2 separate regions of the Homo sapiens genome follow, and region 1 is linked to region 2. Evidence: chromatin loops called from intact Hi-C (ENCODE). Cell type or tissue: PC-3. All regions are shown on one strand. Links, peaks and the distances in the headings refer to the core of each region. The heading gives the core; the rest is flanking DNA. Region 1 has its middle 14 kb from the start of CAMTA1-DT. Region 2 has its middle 4.8 kb from the start of LINC01672.

Region 1 (8,517 bases), core at 149-8,148, 51 kb after region 2:
CACTATGTTGGCCAGGCTGGTCTTGAACTCAGGTGATCTGCCTGCCTCGGCCTCCCAAAGTGCTGGGATTACAGATGTGAGCCACCGTACCCGGCCAATGATAACTAATTCTAAAAGCAGAACTACTGCTTTTAAAAATGATAGATTTAACAAATACGTAGTTCATGCATGTTAAAATAAATAGTACAGAAGGGTTGGTGGTGAGATGCCTCCTTCCCATCTGGTGTCTGTCTCCTTGTCCCCCAGGTCTTTAATTCAGACACAACTCCTTTAACGTGCATTTCATCCTATTATTCGTACTATATATTCGTACTATTCCTTTAACAGTTTCTTTTCTTTTTTTTTTTTTTGAGAAAAGTTCTTGCTCTGTCACCTATGTTAGAGGGCAGTGGCATGATCACAGCTCTCTGTAGCCTCAAACTCCTGGGCTCAAGGGATTCTCCCATCTCAGCCTCCTGAGTAGTTAGGATTACAGGTGCAAACCATCACACCTGGCTAATAATTCTTTTTTTTTTTTTTTTTTTTGTAGAGACGGGGTTTCGCTATGTTGTCCAGGCTGTTCTCAAACTCCTGGGCTCAGGTAATCCTCCTGCCTTGGTATCCCAAAGTGCTAAAACTACTTGTGTGAGCTATAGCACTCGGCCTGTGGTTTCTTATGTATCAGCCCAGGGTATGCTCTGCACTCACAAGCATTTATAAATATCTCCCCTCCCCTGCTTTTTTCTAAAACAAATGGTAACACCTGGTTTTGTGCTTGGATTTTTTTTTTTTTTTTTTTTTTTCCACTTTGTGCTAGATCCTGGCAATTGTTCCATGAGCACATGGAGGGCAGCCTCATGTGTCTTCATAGATAACCAGCACTGCTCCAACTTTCCTATCAAAGCACCTGGAATGAGAGAAGCACACAGATTGCAGCAAGGACATTAATTTGAAATCTTCAATTTTATTTGCATTTCATGCCAACTTTCTATTCCGCTTCCCAATGCATTTGTGCTTATTTTAATATAAAAATCATAGTTTAAAACAGATGCTCTAGGCAGGTGCACCTTGTTTATCCTGAGGCTTACACCCCTCTGCAGGCACGTGCACCCTGATTTAAGAAGGACAGACACGTGAACTGATGAGATTATTCCAGTGATACGGTGAGGAAGGCAGGATAGGAATCATCAGCCCCTTCTAAAGATGAAGAACCTGGTGATCAGCAATGCTGAGTGCCCTGCCCCGGGTGCCACAGCTTGTGAAGATGCAGCCAGGAGGACACACAGCACTGCTGCTCTGTCCTGATAATTGGTCACACTGCCTCTCAGGATACAGACTCATAAATGCCGTGCCCATACATGCAAACTAAAGAAGACAGAAATGCAGGAGCTTGAAGGACTAACTGCAGCAGGGTTTACATGGAAGAGATACTTGCATTAAATATTTCGCTGATGGTCAGAACCTTCATGGGTGTGTAACCTTCATGGGTGTGGCAGGAAATGGAATTGGTACTCTTTTGTTTTAAAAACCAAACTTGCAGCCGGGCGCGGTGGCTCACACCTGTCATCCCAGCACTTTGGGAGGCCGAGGTGGGCAGATCACTTGAGGTCAGGAGTTCAAGACCAGCCTGGCCAACATGGTGAAACCCGTCTCTACTAAAAATACAAAATTAGCCGCGCATGATGGCATGTGCCTATAACCCCAGCTACTCAGGAGGCTGAGGCCACGCGAATCGCTTGAGCCTGGGAGGCAGAGGCTGCAGTGAGCCTATATCATGCCGCCGCACACCAGCCTGGGTGACAAGAGCGAAACTCCATCTCAAAAAAAATTAAAAATTAAAAAAAAAAACAGCAACAACAAATAAGAACTAAACTTGCCAGCACCTTGATCTTAGACTATCAGCCTCCAGGGCTGTGAGAAAATAAATTCATGTTGTTGAAGCTCCCTAGTCTGTGATATTTTGTCATGGCAGCCAGTGCAAACTCATACAATATCCATCCAAGGGGTACTTTTAATTCTTTATCTATTTATTTTAAATTTTAAATTTTTAAAAATTTTTTTGAGACAGAGTCTTGCTGTGTCGTCCAGGCTGGAGTGCAGTGGCGCGATCATAGCTTACTGCAGTCTTGAACTCCTGGGCTCAAGCCATCCGCCTGCCTCGGCCTCCCAAAGTGCTGGAATTACATGTATAAGCCACTGCTCCTGGTCCCTTTATCTTCTGTGTGAATGTCCTACTCCCAGAGCACTCTGGTTCCTTTGGACAGGGCTGGACTGGGCATTCATTCATTCGTTCATTCAGTATTTATTGCACACTGTCATGTGCCTGTCCTATCTAAGCACTAGGCACACAACATTGACTGTGACAAAGTCACATCATGGAGCTACTGTCTAATATCCCACCTCCAAAGTGACTGGCTCCTCAGTGTCCTCCCCAAGTAAGATATGGTAAACATTTATCAGGCAAAAAAAAGAAAAAAGGTACATTAAAAATTAATTAATGGGGGGTGGGCACCATGGCTCATGCCTGTAATCCCAGCACTTTGGGAGGCTGAGGCAGGTGGATCACGTGAGGTCAGGAGTTTGAGACCAGCCTGGCCAACATGGCGAAACCCCATCTCTACTAAATATACAAAAATGGCCGGGCGCGGTGGCTCATGCCTGTAATCCCAGCACTTTGGGAGGCCGAGGCGGGCGGATCACGAGGTCAGGAGATCAAGACCATCCTGGCTAACACAAGGTGAAACCCTGTCTCTACTAAAAATATTAAAAAATTAGCCGGGCGTGGTGGCGGGCGCCTGTAGTCCCAGCTACTCGGGAGGCTGAGGCAGGAGAATGGCGTGAACCTGGGAGGTGGAGCTTGCAGTGAGCCAAGATGGCGCCACTGCACTCCAGCCTGGGCGACAGAGTGAGACTCCATCTCAAAAAAAAAAAAAAAAAAAAAAAAAAAAAAAATTAGCCAGGCATGGTGAGTGGTGGTGTGCCCGTAATCACAGCTACTCAGGAGGCTGAGGCAAGAGAATTGCTTGAACCCGGGAGGCGGAGGTTGCAGTGAGCTGAGATCGCACCACTGCACTCCACCCTGGGCGACAGAGCAAGACTCTGTCTCAAAAAAATAATAATAATAATAATAAATTAATGGACTGGCTGGGTGCAGTGGCTCACGCCTGTAGTCCCAGCTGCTCGGGAGGCTGAGGCTGGAGGATCACTTGTGCCCAGAGATTGAGGCTTCAGTGAACTGCGATTGCGCCACTGCACTCCAGCCTGGGTGACAGAGTGAGCTCCTGTCTCTAAAAATAAATTTAAAAAAAGATAAAATGAATTAATGATCCAAATCATGACTTACAGGTGGTTCCAAATGGTTTTTTGCTTTTGTGTTCTTGCTTTTAAACACAAGCTTCTCTTGTAGATTGCCTTGCTTGATAAGATATTCAAGAAAAAGTGGCAGAGGTGGGTTCATATCAGGCTTCCCTAGGTATGCAAGTGGTTCCAGGTGCCTGGCATAGCCAGTTTGGAGGCTCAGGGCTCTGACAGCGCTCAGAACTATTCCTTTCCTAGGATGTGTACTTCCGGAGACCACCCAGATTCAGAGAAGAGCTCGGATTCTCCTAGTGCTGTTAGCACTGTTTTGCCTCTTGGCAGGGAGGATGAGGGGTAAGGCTGAGTGGTCAATGCCTGGGGGGTGTTGGGCGGCGGCTTCCCAGGCCCTCTAGGCTACTGGGTTGCAGAGAGTACTGGAGCCGCTGTGGATCCCAGCTGTGACTCATCCGCCTCCCTGAGTTTGCTCTCAGAATGTGCTCTCTGGACTTTTTCAGGCAAGTCTGAGTGGCTCATTGCAGATACCCATCATTAACGTGCCTTTCGCGCTTCTTAATTCCCTCCAGAACTTTAACAATCATTGCAAACACGGAAAGGGTATTCTTCCCAGAGAAAGACATTCATCATGACTGTACCCAACCGCTGTCTCCAGTGCAGGAATTGCTTCAGTTGCCAAGGGGGAGACGGAGCCAACAGGTATTTTTAAAGAGGCTCTATGCACTGGAGGCTCGAAAAGAAAATATCCCCTTTGAGCATTTAGTCACACACATCAAAGGAAACAACAGTTTCCATCTTCATTTGCATCGTACAGGCATTAGATGTGGTCCAGTTACACCAAGCTCTGCTTGAAAAGGCAGAAGTGCCAGTACTTTTCATGCCTTGACTGAGACAGAGAGAAAATGCAGCCAGGCAAATAATATATCACCCTGCCAAGGCATTTTCCATTTTTAAAAGGACAGAACAATTTTACGTTATTTCTGGAGCCTCTTTGCAGCAAATATCCCTTGACATCTGTTCTAGCACCCAGGCTGGCCCGTCTAAAAGCACTGGCTGGTCCCAGCCTGCTGCTCCTGGGTGTGCGCCGGGGACCACATTCTGCCTTGTGATCTTGAAGCTCCAGACGTAAAGGGGCAGGTGACCTGTTTTTTTTTTTTTGGAGCACAGGCAGACCGACCTCAGCTCTGCAAAAGTGGCCAATTAAGGCACCACCCTGGTGGAAAGAACATGGCGTTTCAGGTCACTTGAAGAGGCTGGATGGAGAATCAACACTGAGCTTTGAGCCGGTGCAATGAAAATATGCTTGGGAGGGCTTGACGTTTTTCAGTGAAGCTCCCAGGAGGCCCAAGAGGGTTCAGAAATAAGACAATGAATTGTGCTCAGCCTTGATGGTGAGACCTCGTGGGGAAGGGAGAAACACACACCACTTCTGGAATAAATTAGCACAAGACGCCTGGTGAAGGTGACAAGTAAACAAGATTTGGCACATCTGGAGAATGAAGATTGGGCTATTTGGTAAAATTTCCCGTACTGTTCCTTCCAAGGAGGCCTACGATCCACTTCTGGCCAAGTGTGAGATCCTTTTGTTAGAGGGCGAACTGTGAATTTTATTGTTTCTAATCCTCAGCCCTGGCTGGCCTGAAAAATCTCAGGGTGCTGAATGATTAATTCCAACCTGCCCTAGAAAACATTAGTCAGCTGGCAAAAGGAAATAGCCCAACTCGAAGGCAAAAGAGCAAATTGACTTTATCTGGGAGTGATTGTGTTTGACAAGAGGAAAAAGAAAGACATCTTTTGTCACTGAAGAAAATTGTGCTTTGAGAATCTTTGCACAAGTCTTAAGGCTGTGCTTTACACAGCTGCTTGAATTAACATGGAAATAATCCCAGCACCCCCTTTGCCCTTCCAGATAGAGAGCAGGGAAACAAAACTACATTTTCATACATTTACTACAGCAGAGTTTTAGAAATCAGGAGTTCCAGGTCTACTCAAGAGCAGCACTTTCATCAGCTAGGAAATTCTCTTTCAAGAAAACTATTTTTGAATTGCTATTTACTACTAAAATTTTAATTTTTCTTTTAAGTATTGTCACATAGGCAGCCTGATTCTTTGTGGGTGGAAAAGCGAGGCAGATGGGCGTCTCCTCCCATCAAAAAGGAGCCAATTTCCATTCCAAAAGGGTAAAAAGATCAGTATTGTTAAAATCATTCTTCTGGTTTAACATTTATCTCATGCCCACAGCATCCCAGTATGCCTAGAACTTGAAAGAACACGTCATAGGCAGGAAAACAGATGGTTTTGACTCAATCTATGATATAGATTTTTCTGTTTACATTTTTTCCCTTTATCAATTACAAAAAATTAACCCTCTTTTAAAAATTCTAAAATCTTGCTGGGTGCAGTGGCTCACGCCTATAATCCCAGCACTTTGGGAGGCTGAGGCGGGTGGATCACCTAAGGTCAGGAGTTCGAGACCAGCCTGGCCAACATGGTGAAACTCCGTCTCCACTAAAATACAAAAAGTAGCCAGTGTGGTGGCGGGTGCCTGTAATCCCAGCTATTCTGGAGGCTGACGCACTAGGATCACTTGAACCTGGGAGGCAGAGGTTACAGTGAGCTGAGATTGTGCCATACACGTGGCTAACTCCTTCACCTTCTTCCAGCCTGCTCAAATGTCAATTTCTTTCTTCTTCTTCTTCTTTTTTTTTTTTGAGACAGGGTCTTGCTTTGTCACCCAGGCTGAAGTGCAGTGGCGCAATCATAGCTTACTGCACCCTCGAACTCCTGGCTTCAAGTGATCCTTCTGCCTTTGCTTCCTGAGTAGCTGGGACTACAGGTGCGCACCACCACACCTTGCTAATCTTTTATATTCTTTTGTAGTGACATCTTGCTGTGTTGCCCAGACTGATCTAGAACTCATGGCCTCAAGTGATTATTCTGCCTCGGCCCCAAAGTGCTGGGATTACGGCATGAACTACTGGGCCTAGCCCTGCCCCGTCATTTTTGGGTTTTTTTTTTTTTTTTTGAGACAGGGTCCCACTCTGTTGCCAGGCTAGAGTGCAGTGGCATAATCATAGCTCACTATACCCTTGAACTCCTGGGCTCAAATGGTCTTCCCCCATCAGCCTCACAAAGCATTGGGGTTACAGGCATGAACCACCATGCCTGGCCTCAAATGTCAATTTCTTGATGACATTTATACTGACTATTCCTATTTAAAATTGCACCTCCCAGGCTGGGTGAGGTGGCTCACGCCTGTAATCCCAGCACTTTGGGAGCCCAAGGTGGGTGGATGGCTTGAGGCCAGGAGTTCGAGATCAGCCTGAGCAACATGGCAAAATCCTGTCTTTACAAAAAATACAAAAGTATGCCAAGTGTGGTGGTGCACGCCTGTAGTCCCAGCCACTTGGGAGTCTGAGGTGGGAGGATCATCTGAGTCCAGGGATGCAGAGGTTGCAGTGAGCTGTGGTTGTGCCACTGCACTCCAGCCTGGGTGACAGAGCAACACACTGTCTCAAAAAATAAAATAAAATCGCACCTCCCCAACTCTGGCACTCCTGGTCCTTTTAACCTGCTAATTATCTACTTTTATTTTTTCCATTCTACCTATGGCCTTCTTACATACTACAGAACCTGTTTATTATATTTATTTCTCCCCACTAGAATGTAAGCGCCAGGAGGGAAGGAAACTGTGTTTTGTTCATACGTTAACAGCACAGATGGTGCCTGTCACTGCGTAGGTGCTCAATAATGTTGAATGACAATGTCAGAAAAAGTTGTCCAAGGGTTAGGAATGAACGGGAGATTACTGGGTGACCTTTCAGCGAAGTGCCGAGAGGATCCTCCAGGGAGGATCTGATTCTACAAGGGTGAGCACCTTAAATTGCCTTTCTATAGACTAGGTGGAAATGGAAAACAGAGATCAGTGCAGACAACTCTTGCCCATAGATGCAACTATTTTTGTCCTGTAGAAAAAGATACTCCCAGAATGAAACTGTATTGCATTATAGGATATGAATCAATTTTGCATCTTTTAGCACACTTTCTTGTTTATCTTTAATATACCTTTGTTCTTCAAATTCTCATTTGACTCAGTTTTAACATCTTACTGGTTTCCTCATTAATTAAATAACTGAAGATAGTTTTTTTGTTTTTGTTTTTTGTTTTTTTTGGAGATAATTCCTTACATGTACTCACTTTATGTTTGTATGAGACTCATGATTTTTATCTCCTTAAAAATTATGATGAGGTAGGCCGGGCATGGTGGCTCATGCCTGTAATCCCAGCACTTGGGAGGCTGAGGCAGGCGGTTCACGAGGTCAGGAGTTCGAGACCAGCCTGGCCAACATGGTGAAACCCCGTCTCTACTAAAAATACAAAAATTAGTCAGGCATGGTGGCATGCGCCTGCAGTCCCAGCTACTTGGGAGGCTGAGGCCGAAGAATCGCTTGAGCCTGGGAGGCGGAGGTTGTAGTGAGCTGAGATCGGGCCACTGCACTGCAGCCTGGGTGACAGAGCGAGACTCCATCTCAAAAAAAAAAAAAACAACAAAAAACTTTATGATAATGTAAAATTGAATTATACTCCCTCCCCTAGGAAATCTTATCTAGTCTCATGGTTTTATTTATTTATTTATTTTTGAGATGGAGTCTTGATCTGTCACCCAGGCTAGAGTGCAGTGGCGCGATCTCAGCTCACTGCAACCTCCACCTCCCGGGTTCAAGTGATTCTCGTGCCTCAGTCTCCCAAGTAGCTGGGATTACAGGCACGTGCCACCATGCCTGGCTAATTTTTATATTTTTAGTAGAGAAGGGGTTTCGCCATGTTGGCCAGGCTGGTCTCGAACTCCCGACCTCAAGTGATCCGCTGGCCTCCACCTCCCAAATTGCTGGGATTACAGGCATGAGTCACCGTGCCCAGCCTAGTCTCATGGTTTTAGATTCCACTGAATGCTGATTACTCCCAAATTTGTATGTCTAGCCACAGCGTCTCTCAGGGGAATATGTACGTCAGATGCATATATTCAAATGCCTTCTTGATTTCTCCACTTGGATATCTAATAGGCATTTCAGCATTAGAATGTCCCAAGTGGAAATGTGGATTCCCACCCACTCCTAACTCTGTTCCTCCCCGAGTCTTTAAATGCAACACCATTAACTCAATTGTTCAGGCCCAAATCCCAAGAGTCAAATCTTGGCCCAGTGCATTTCTTTCTGTGTCTCACAT
Region 2 (8,517 bases), core at 316-8,315:
TCTCAGACGATGGGCGGCCGGGCAGAGACGCTCCTCACTTCCCAGATGTGATGGCGGCCGGGAAGAGGCGCTCCTCACTTCCTAGATGGGATGGCCGCCGGGCAGAGACGCTCCTCACTTTCCAGACTGGGCAGCCAGGCAGAGGGGCTCCTCACATCCCAGACAATGGGCGGCCAGGCGGAGACGCTCCTCACTTCCCAGACGGGGTGGGGGCCGGGCAGAGGCTGCAATCTCGGCACTTTGGGAGGCCAAGGCAGGCTGCTGGGAGGTGGAGGTTGTAGCGGGCCGAGATCACGCCACTGCACTCCAGCCTGGGCACCATTGAGCATTGAGTGAACGAGACTCCGTCTGCAATCCTGGCACCTCGGGAGGCCGAGGCTGGCGGATCACTCGCGGTTAGGAGCTGGAGACCAGCCCGGCCAACACAGCGAATCCCCGTCACCACCAAAAAAATACGAAAACCAGTCAGGCGTGGCGGCGCGTGCCTGCAATCACAGGCACTCCGCAAGCTGAGGCAGGAGAATCAGGCAGGGAGGTTGCAGTGAGCCGAGATGGCAGCAGTACCATCCAGCTTCGGCTCAGCATCAGAGGGAGACCGTGGAAAGAGAGGGAGAGGGAGACCGTGGGGAGAGGGAGAGGGAGAGGGAGACCGTGGGGAGAGGGAGAGGGGATAATCCATGAGTTTTAAGCTGTGCACCATTCTGGGCAGCGTGATGAGATCTCTCGCTGTAAGCTTGATCCCGTCTGCAACGTGAATCCTCCCTTTGTCCAGCGCATCCAGGCTCTACCTGCTGGTTAGTCACTTAGCCATCTTGGTTGTCAGAGCTACTGTCATGGTATCACCGTGTTTGTGTTCAAGAAACCCTTGTAGTACTTAACATTGGCCCCAACTTGCAAGAGTAGTGATGCTGGCACATTGTTATAATTGTCCTATTTATTATTACTTATTGTTAATTGCTTACTGTGCCTAATATATAAATTAAACTTTATCATAGGCATGTAGTCTGTAGGAAAAAACAATATACATAGGGATGGGTACTATCTGAGGCTTCAGGCATCCGCTGGGGATCTTGGAACATATCCCCTGTGAATAAGAGGGGACTACTGTATGCTAAAACGGGGAGGAGAGAAAGAGCTGGAAACAAAAAAATGATGGAAGTGGAGAAGCCAGGAGATGTTTTCATTCACTGATAGGCAGAGGAACAGAGTTCAGATTTGAGTACCAAGGACCCCCCAGGAGCAGAACATTGCCAAGGAAAGCCCTAAGTCCCTCTTCCTGAACTGGGGTAGATCAGCCTTCTCCTCAGCATCGCTGATCTCGGGAAGCACATGGCTCTGCCATTTGGTAAGCTTCGTGTCTTAGTCCGTTTGGGCTGCCATAACCAAAGACTATAGATTGGGTGGCTTCAACAACAGACATTTATTCCTCACAGTTCTGGAGGCTGGACAACTCCAAGACCATGGCGCTGGCAGATGTGGTGTCTGGTGAGGGCTGGCTTTTTGGTTTACGTCTGTCTTCTGTTTCCTCATATGGCAGAAGGGCTGAGGTACCTCTCCAGGGCCCCTTTTATTTATTTATTTTTTAATTTTTATTTTTAGTGACTGGGTCTTGCTCTGTCACCCAGGCTGGAGTGCAGTGGCATGATCATAGCTAACTGCAGCCTCCAAATCCTGGGCTCAAGCAATCCTCCCACCTCAGCCTCTCAAGTAGCTGGGACTACAGGCGTGCACTACCATGCCCAGATAATTTTAAAAAATATTTTGTGGCTGGGCGTGGTGGCTCACGCCTGTAATCCCAGCACTTTGGGAGGCCGAGGTGGGCGGAATACATGAGGTCAGGAGTTCGAGACCAGCCTGGCCAACATAGTGAAACCTCGCCTCTACTAAAAATATGAAAATTAGCCGGCCATGGTGGCGGGCACCTGTAATCCCAGCTACTCAGGAAGCTTGAGCCCAGGAATTTGAGACCAGCCTGAGTAACATAGTGAGACCCCATCTCTACAAAAAATGTTTAAAAATTAGCCGGGTGTGGTGGCACATGCCTGTAGTCCCAGCTACTTGGGAGGCTGAGGTGAGACGATCGCTTGAGTCCTGGAGGTTGAGGCTACAGTGGGCTGTGGTGGCACCATTGCACTCCAGCCTGGGTGACAAAACAAGACTCTGTCTCAAAAAAAAAAAAACAAACAAACAAAAAACCTTCTGGGTTTTTGTTGGTCGGTTTGTGTTTTGTTTTGTTTCAATTTGTTTTTCTGTGAGTATTTTATCTTATGAAAATATTGAGAGTCCTTGGGGTGGAAAATGGAGGTGTTCTTGTCTAATGGGTATAGGGTTTCAGTTTTGCAAGATGAGAGTTCTGGATATTGATTTCACAACAATGTGAATGTACTTAGTGTTACTGAACTGTACACTTAAAAATGGTTAAGATGGTAAGTTTTATGTGTATTATGATTAAAAAATATATATATATATGGAGCCTTGACCCCTTGACTTTGGGTGGCTTTTTAATCCAGATACTTTGCTTCTATTTTTATTGTCATCTGGAAAGCCAAGCTGTAAGCAGAAATGCTACTGGTTAGTAAGAGATAGAAAGTTCTGGAACTCAGCAGAGTCACCATTGCTTAGTGCCATACCTGTTCACAGTGCTCACAGCTGGCATTACTAAATGAGTTTTCAACTTTAGAGAAGCACAGCTTTGATTGTATACAGTGGCTGGCCAAGGACTCAGGTCTTCAGTGTTAAAGCTGAAGACGCTTCTCGTGAGGCCGGGAGAGGGTTCCCAATCTCAGCACTATTGACATTTTGGGCTGGATAAGTCCTTGTTGTAGGAACTGATCTATGCATTGAAGGCTATTTAGCAGCATGCCTGGCTTCTACTCATCAGATTCTAGCAGCACCAGTCCCCGGGTGTGGCAGCCAAAAAATGTCTCCAGACATTGCCAAAACCCCCTGGGCACACAAAATTGCCCCTGGTTGAGGACCACAGGTGATGAAGCTGTCGGTCTCAATACACACTTCTCTTCTCCAACACTGGCTTTTCCTACTGCGCCACTGTGAGCAAAGATTTCTAGCTTCTAGAATAAAATGAATTGAAAGAGAAAAATATTTAAGCTAACATTTAAAGCAAGCTTGTCCAACCCGTGGCCCGTGGGTTGCATGCAGCCCAGGACGATTTTGAATGTGGTCCAACACAAATTTGTAAACTTTCTTAAAACATTATGAGATGTCTTTGCTTTTTTTTTGACGGAATCTCACTCTGTTGCCCAGGCTGGAGTGCAGTGGCATGATCTTGGCTCACTGCAATCTCTGCCTCCTGGGTTCAAGTGATGCTCCTGCCTTAGCCTCCTGAATAGCTGGGACTACAGGCATGTGCCACCACGCCCGGCTAATTTTTGTATTTTTAGTAGAGATGGGGTTTCACCATCTTGGCCAGGCTGGTCTTGAACTCCTGACCTCAGGTAATCTGCCTGCCTCGGCCTCCCAAAGTGCTGGGATTACAGCTGTAAATTACGGTGCCTGGCCTTTTTTTTTTTTTTGCTGAAGCACATCAGCTATTGTTAGTGTTTAGTATATTTTATGTGTGGCCCAAGACAATCCTAACAATGTGGCCCAGGGAAGCCAAAAGACGGGACACCCCTGATTTAAAGAATGCTTACAATGTGCCAGATACTGCACTGTGCTACCTGATTAATGATCTCATTTAATCTTTTCAACAATTATCTGATGTAATTATAGACAGCCTCATTTTACAGTTGAGGAAACTGGGGTTTAGAGAAGTTGAATAACAGTGCGAAGTGGCTTATGCCTGTAATCCCAGCACTTTCGGAGGCTGAGATGGACAGATCGCTCAAGCCCAGGAGTTTGAGACAAGTCTGGGAAACATGGCAAAACCCCGTCTCTACAAAAAATACAAACTTAGCCAGGCGTGGTGGTGCTTGTGTGTAGTCTCAGCTACTTGGGAGGCTGAGATGGGAGGATCCCTTGAGCTCAGGAGGCGGAGGTTGCAGTAAGCTGAGATCGCCCCACTGCACTCCAGCCTAGGAAGCAGAGTTCAGACCGTGTCTCAAAAAAAAAAAAAAAAAAAAAAAAAAAAGAGGTTGAGTACTCGTTCCAGCTCACGGAGCTAGTAAATAGAAAGACCAGGATTCAGACTCAGGTTTGTATCTTTCAATGACTGTTTTTATGTTTCCTTGGTTTATTTATGTTTTCTCTTTGAGATTAACTTATATGATGATGTTTCAGAGGACTTTTAGCCATAGGTGTGATAACACCAGCTTGATTTTAGAATTCCCTGGGATATGCGGCGTGTAGATGTTATCTGTGACCCATGAAGGTAGAGAATGTTTTATCGGCCACTCAACAGCTCTGACTCTTAAGATAAAGTCTCTATGAGTTAGGAGGTAAGTACATTACTGCCTACATCACTGCCCCTCTGGGAAAAATGTCGGTTAAGGGGCCACAGCACTGGTCCCCTTCCCAGTTGTAATAATGCTTGCATGTCCCTTAACCAGCAGAGGGCAGACTTGTGGTCCCAATGAACAGAAGCGTACAAAGAGACTGCACTTGAAGGTTTAGAATAGGAAGGGGGATGTTTCAGGAAAATGGCGCCCCCATCACCTGCTTGTGCAGAAGCAGGGCTGTTTTGTGGACAATGTGTTTGATTCTCTGGTTCTTTTCTCTTTTTCTTTTCATTTTTTTTTTTTTTTTTTTTTGAGACAGAATTTTGCTTTTGTTGCCCAAGCTAGAGTGCAATGGCGCAATCTTGGCTCACTGCAACCTCCGCCTCCCGGGTTCAAGCAATTCTCCAGCCTCAGCCTCCCTAGTCGCTGGGATTACAGGCGTGCACCACCGCGTCTGGCTAATTTTTTTTTGAGACAGAGTCTCACACTGTCATCCGGGCTGGAGTGCAATGGCGTGATCTTGGCTCGCTGCAACCTCTGCCTCCCGGGTTCAAGCGATTCTTCTGCCTCAGCCTCTCGAGTAGCTGGGATCACAGGTGCCCGCCACCACGCCTGGCTAATTTTATGTATTTTCAGTAGAGACGGGGTTTCACTATGTTGGCCAGGCTGGTCTTGAACTCCTGACCTTGTGATCCACCTGCTTCAGCCTCCCAAAGTACTGGGATTACAGGCGTGAGCCACCGTGCCCGGCCCTGGCTATGTTTTTTGTATTTTTTTTTTTAAAGTAGAAACAGGGTTTCACCATGTTAGCCAGGCTGGTCTTGAACTCCTGACCTCAGGTGATCTGTCCGCCTCAGCCTCCCAAAGTGCTGGGATTACAGGCATGAGCCACCACGCCTGGCCTCTCTGGTTCTTTTCAAAAGTGCACGACCTCCTTCCAGAAGGCTCACAATAAGTGGGCATACCACCTTAGTTCTGTTTTCCCAGTCCTGGTTTATCTTTTTGTATTTTTTTATTTTGAGACAGTGTCTCTGTCACTCTGTCAGGCTGGAGTGCAATGGTGTGATCTTGGCTCACTGTAGCCTCCACCTCCTGGGCTCAAGCAATCCTCCCATCTCAGCCTCCTGAGTAGCTGGGACTACAGGCACATGCCTCCACGCCTGGCTAATTTTTGCATTTTGTGTGGAGACAAGGTCTTGCTATGTTGGCCAGGCTGGTCTCAAACTCCTAGGCTCAAGCCATCCGCCTGCCTTGGCCACCCAAATTGCTGGGATTACAGGCATGGGCCACCACGCCCGGGCCTAGTCTTGGTTTTTCATTGTGAAGATGATCCTGGGCCTGAAAGTATTCCAGGAGCAAAGCCTGTTTCTGCCATGCGGGACACCATCAAGGAGAGGGTTTTCCTCTGCACCCTCCTTTTTGGTAGGTTCTCAGGGGTTCAGTGCCATGACTGCGAAGTCAGACCATGTGTTCAGGCCCCAGCATGCTACAGGAGGCCCCAGCACGCTACTGGAAGCAGGATGCTGGATCTAGAAGGTGATGGATGTATTAACATGAGGAAAGTCACTCACGTTTTTACCTCATGTAAAAGGAAATTACCAAGAGAATCTGCAGCCAAAATCCTGTCCAGACTGAAACTCTGATGAACTTACCCAAATCTTCCCTTTCCCAGGCTTTCCTGCATGACAGTTCCAGGAAGATTCAACAAAAGCCACGGCTTCTCTGAGTTTGTTGTTTCCTGGAGAAACAAGCTTTCACCTGCCACCTGGCCCTCTGTAGCTGCTTATAAATACAGATGTGGGTGGCAGAGTCATGCCAATCATGATAAGCTGTTCATACAGAGGCTTTTCACTCACTGTCCGTGTTACCAACAGTATCTTAGTAGAGTCAAGAGTTTTGTTTTTAAATTTTTTAATTTTTAAATAAAGATGAGGTCTCACTAGGTTGCTGCAGCTGGTCTTGAACTCCTGGCCTTAAGTGATCCTCTCCCACCTCGGGCCTCCCATGTTACTGGGATTACAGGTGTGAGCCACCACACCCAGCCTCAAGCATTTTCTTTCTTTTTTAAAATTTATTTTTATTATTTATTTATTTATTTTTTGAGACGGAGTCTCGCTCTGTGGCCCAGGCTGGAGTGCAGTGGCACGATCTTGGCTCACTGCAACCTCTGCCTCCTGGGTTCAAGCAATTCTCCTGCCTCAGTCTCCTGTGTAGCTGGGATTACAGGCACACACCACAACACCCAGATAATTTTTGTATTTTTAATAGAGATGGGGTTTTGTCATGTTGGCCAGGCTGGTTTCGAACTCCTGACCTCAGGTGATCCACCTGCCTTGGCCTCCCGAAGTGCTGGGATTACAGGCTTGAGCCACAGTGCCCGGCCTCTTTTTTTTTTTTAATTATAGAGACGGGTTCTCACCATGTTGTCCAGGCTGACCTCGAACTTCTGAGCTCAAGTAATCCACCTGCCTCAGCCTCTATAAATGCTGGGACTTATAGGCATGAGCCATTGTGCCTGGCCTCCTTCAAGCATTTTCAAAATTTCTTCTGAATAGGAGTGGTGGAGGGCTGTGTTGGAGCATTTCTCTTCTACCTCGTCTGTCCTCCTCACTCTCAGGTATGTCTGATTATATTGAAAGTTTAAGGTTGTTGCTAAGCCTAGTATGGTGGTCATTGGGGAGAATCCCAAGAACGTCACAGGTGCTGTTTCTTCAATGAAGGCAGAGGGGAGTTCTCACTCCAAGCAATGAGCTTACTCTAGAAACAGCCTATCTGTTGGATTCCTGCATTTCATATGAGGTTTGAGTAACTAGTTCCTTGCAAACAATATGAAAAGACAAAAGTTTCAAGGTTTAGAATCACCATGGCAACGCCCCAGATTCCCTGCCGTGCCCAGGTCTTGGAGTGGTAGGAACTGCTCATGCAATTTTTCCGAAATTGGCCAAAGCTTCAAGACCTACGGGGTTTCCCATTTGGTGCTCAGAATGTGAATTTTTTTTTTTTTTTTTTTTTTTTTGAGACAGAATCTTGCTCTGTCGCCCAGGCTGGAGTGCAGTGGCACGATCTTGGCTCACTGCAACCTCCGCCTCCTGGGTTCAAGCAATTCTCCTGCCTCAGCCTCCTGAGTAGCTGGGATTACAGGCGTGTGCCACCACGCCCGGCTAATTTTTTTTGTATTTTTAGTAGAGACAGGGTTTCACCGTGTTAGCCAGGAAGGTCTCCTGACCTCGTGATCTGCCACCTCAGCCTCCCAAAATGGAATGTGAATTTTTATAGTTGCCACGGCAAAGTCTCCTGTTATATGGGTATAGTGGGTTGAATCGTGGCTCCCAAAAGTGATGTCCAAGTCCTAACCCCCAGAACATGAGAAAGGGACCGTATTTCGAGAATGGGTCTTTGCAGATGTAATGAAGGATCTTGATATCATTCTGGATTGAGGATGGACTCTAGCTCCACTGACAGGTGTCCTTATGAGAAAAAGGTAGAGGCAGATTTGAGACACAGACACAGGGGAGACGGCCATGAGAAGACAGAGGCAGAGATTGGAGTGAAGCAACCACAGGCCAACAAGTCACCGATACCAGAAGAAGCAAGGAAGGAGTCTGTCCTACAGTCTTCAAAGGGAGCGTGGATCTACTGACACCCAGATTTTGGACTTCTGACCTCCAGAGCGGTAAGAAAATAAATTTCTATTGTTTTAGGCTACCAAGTTTATTACAGCAGGCTCAGGAAACTAATACTCTAGGTGACGTCTGCTCCTCCACCCCATGCCTCTGCATGCTTGGGTTACAACAGAGAGTGCTTTCCCCTTGGTTGAACAACACTTTTTTTCTTGAGAAAAGAAAACATAAGGGTAAAGCAGTTTTTGGAAGGGTTACTCAGCCAGCTAGATCGTCAGAATCAACTCTGGTAGGAGTGGGCCACAAACATCCATCCTAGGGCATCCGGAGAGAGTCATTCTCCCTAACAATAGCTCTGGGCATGGCTCTGTATTCGTCTGTTCTTGCATTGCTATAAAGAACTACCTGAGACTGGGTCATTTATAAAGAAAAGAGGTTAAATTGGCTCACGGTTCCACAGGCTGTACAGGAAGCATGGTTGGGAGGCCTCAGGAAACTTA

The links. Peaks named below come from ENCODE experiments on the same cell type or tissue, not always from the same donor. Only the 100,000 strongest peaks of a DNase experiment are listed, where the experiment ranks them.
Region 1: a loop joins it to region 2, with 9 times the contacts of the local background. A loop is called at or near these places in 37 of 110 quality-filtered maps.

Annotation. Positions count from the first base shown.
Region 1 is chr1:6,767,195-6,775,711 of GRCh38, forward strand. No RefSeq gene overlaps it. Among named protein-coding and RNA genes, the nearest start is that of CAMTA1-DT, 14 kb to the right of the region's middle. In PC-3, for the core only: no CTCF peak of the experiment used is centred there; a DNase peak (open chromatin) is centred at 3,747; H3K4me3 peaks cover 334 bases.
Region 2 is chr1:6,715,664-6,724,180 of GRCh38, forward strand. No RefSeq gene overlaps it. Among named protein-coding and RNA genes, the nearest start is that of LINC01672, 4.8 kb to the right of the region's middle. In PC-3, for the core only: a CTCF peak has its summit at 4,503 (motif pointing right); a DNase peak (open chromatin) is centred at 4,528; H3K27me3 peaks cover 1,512 bases.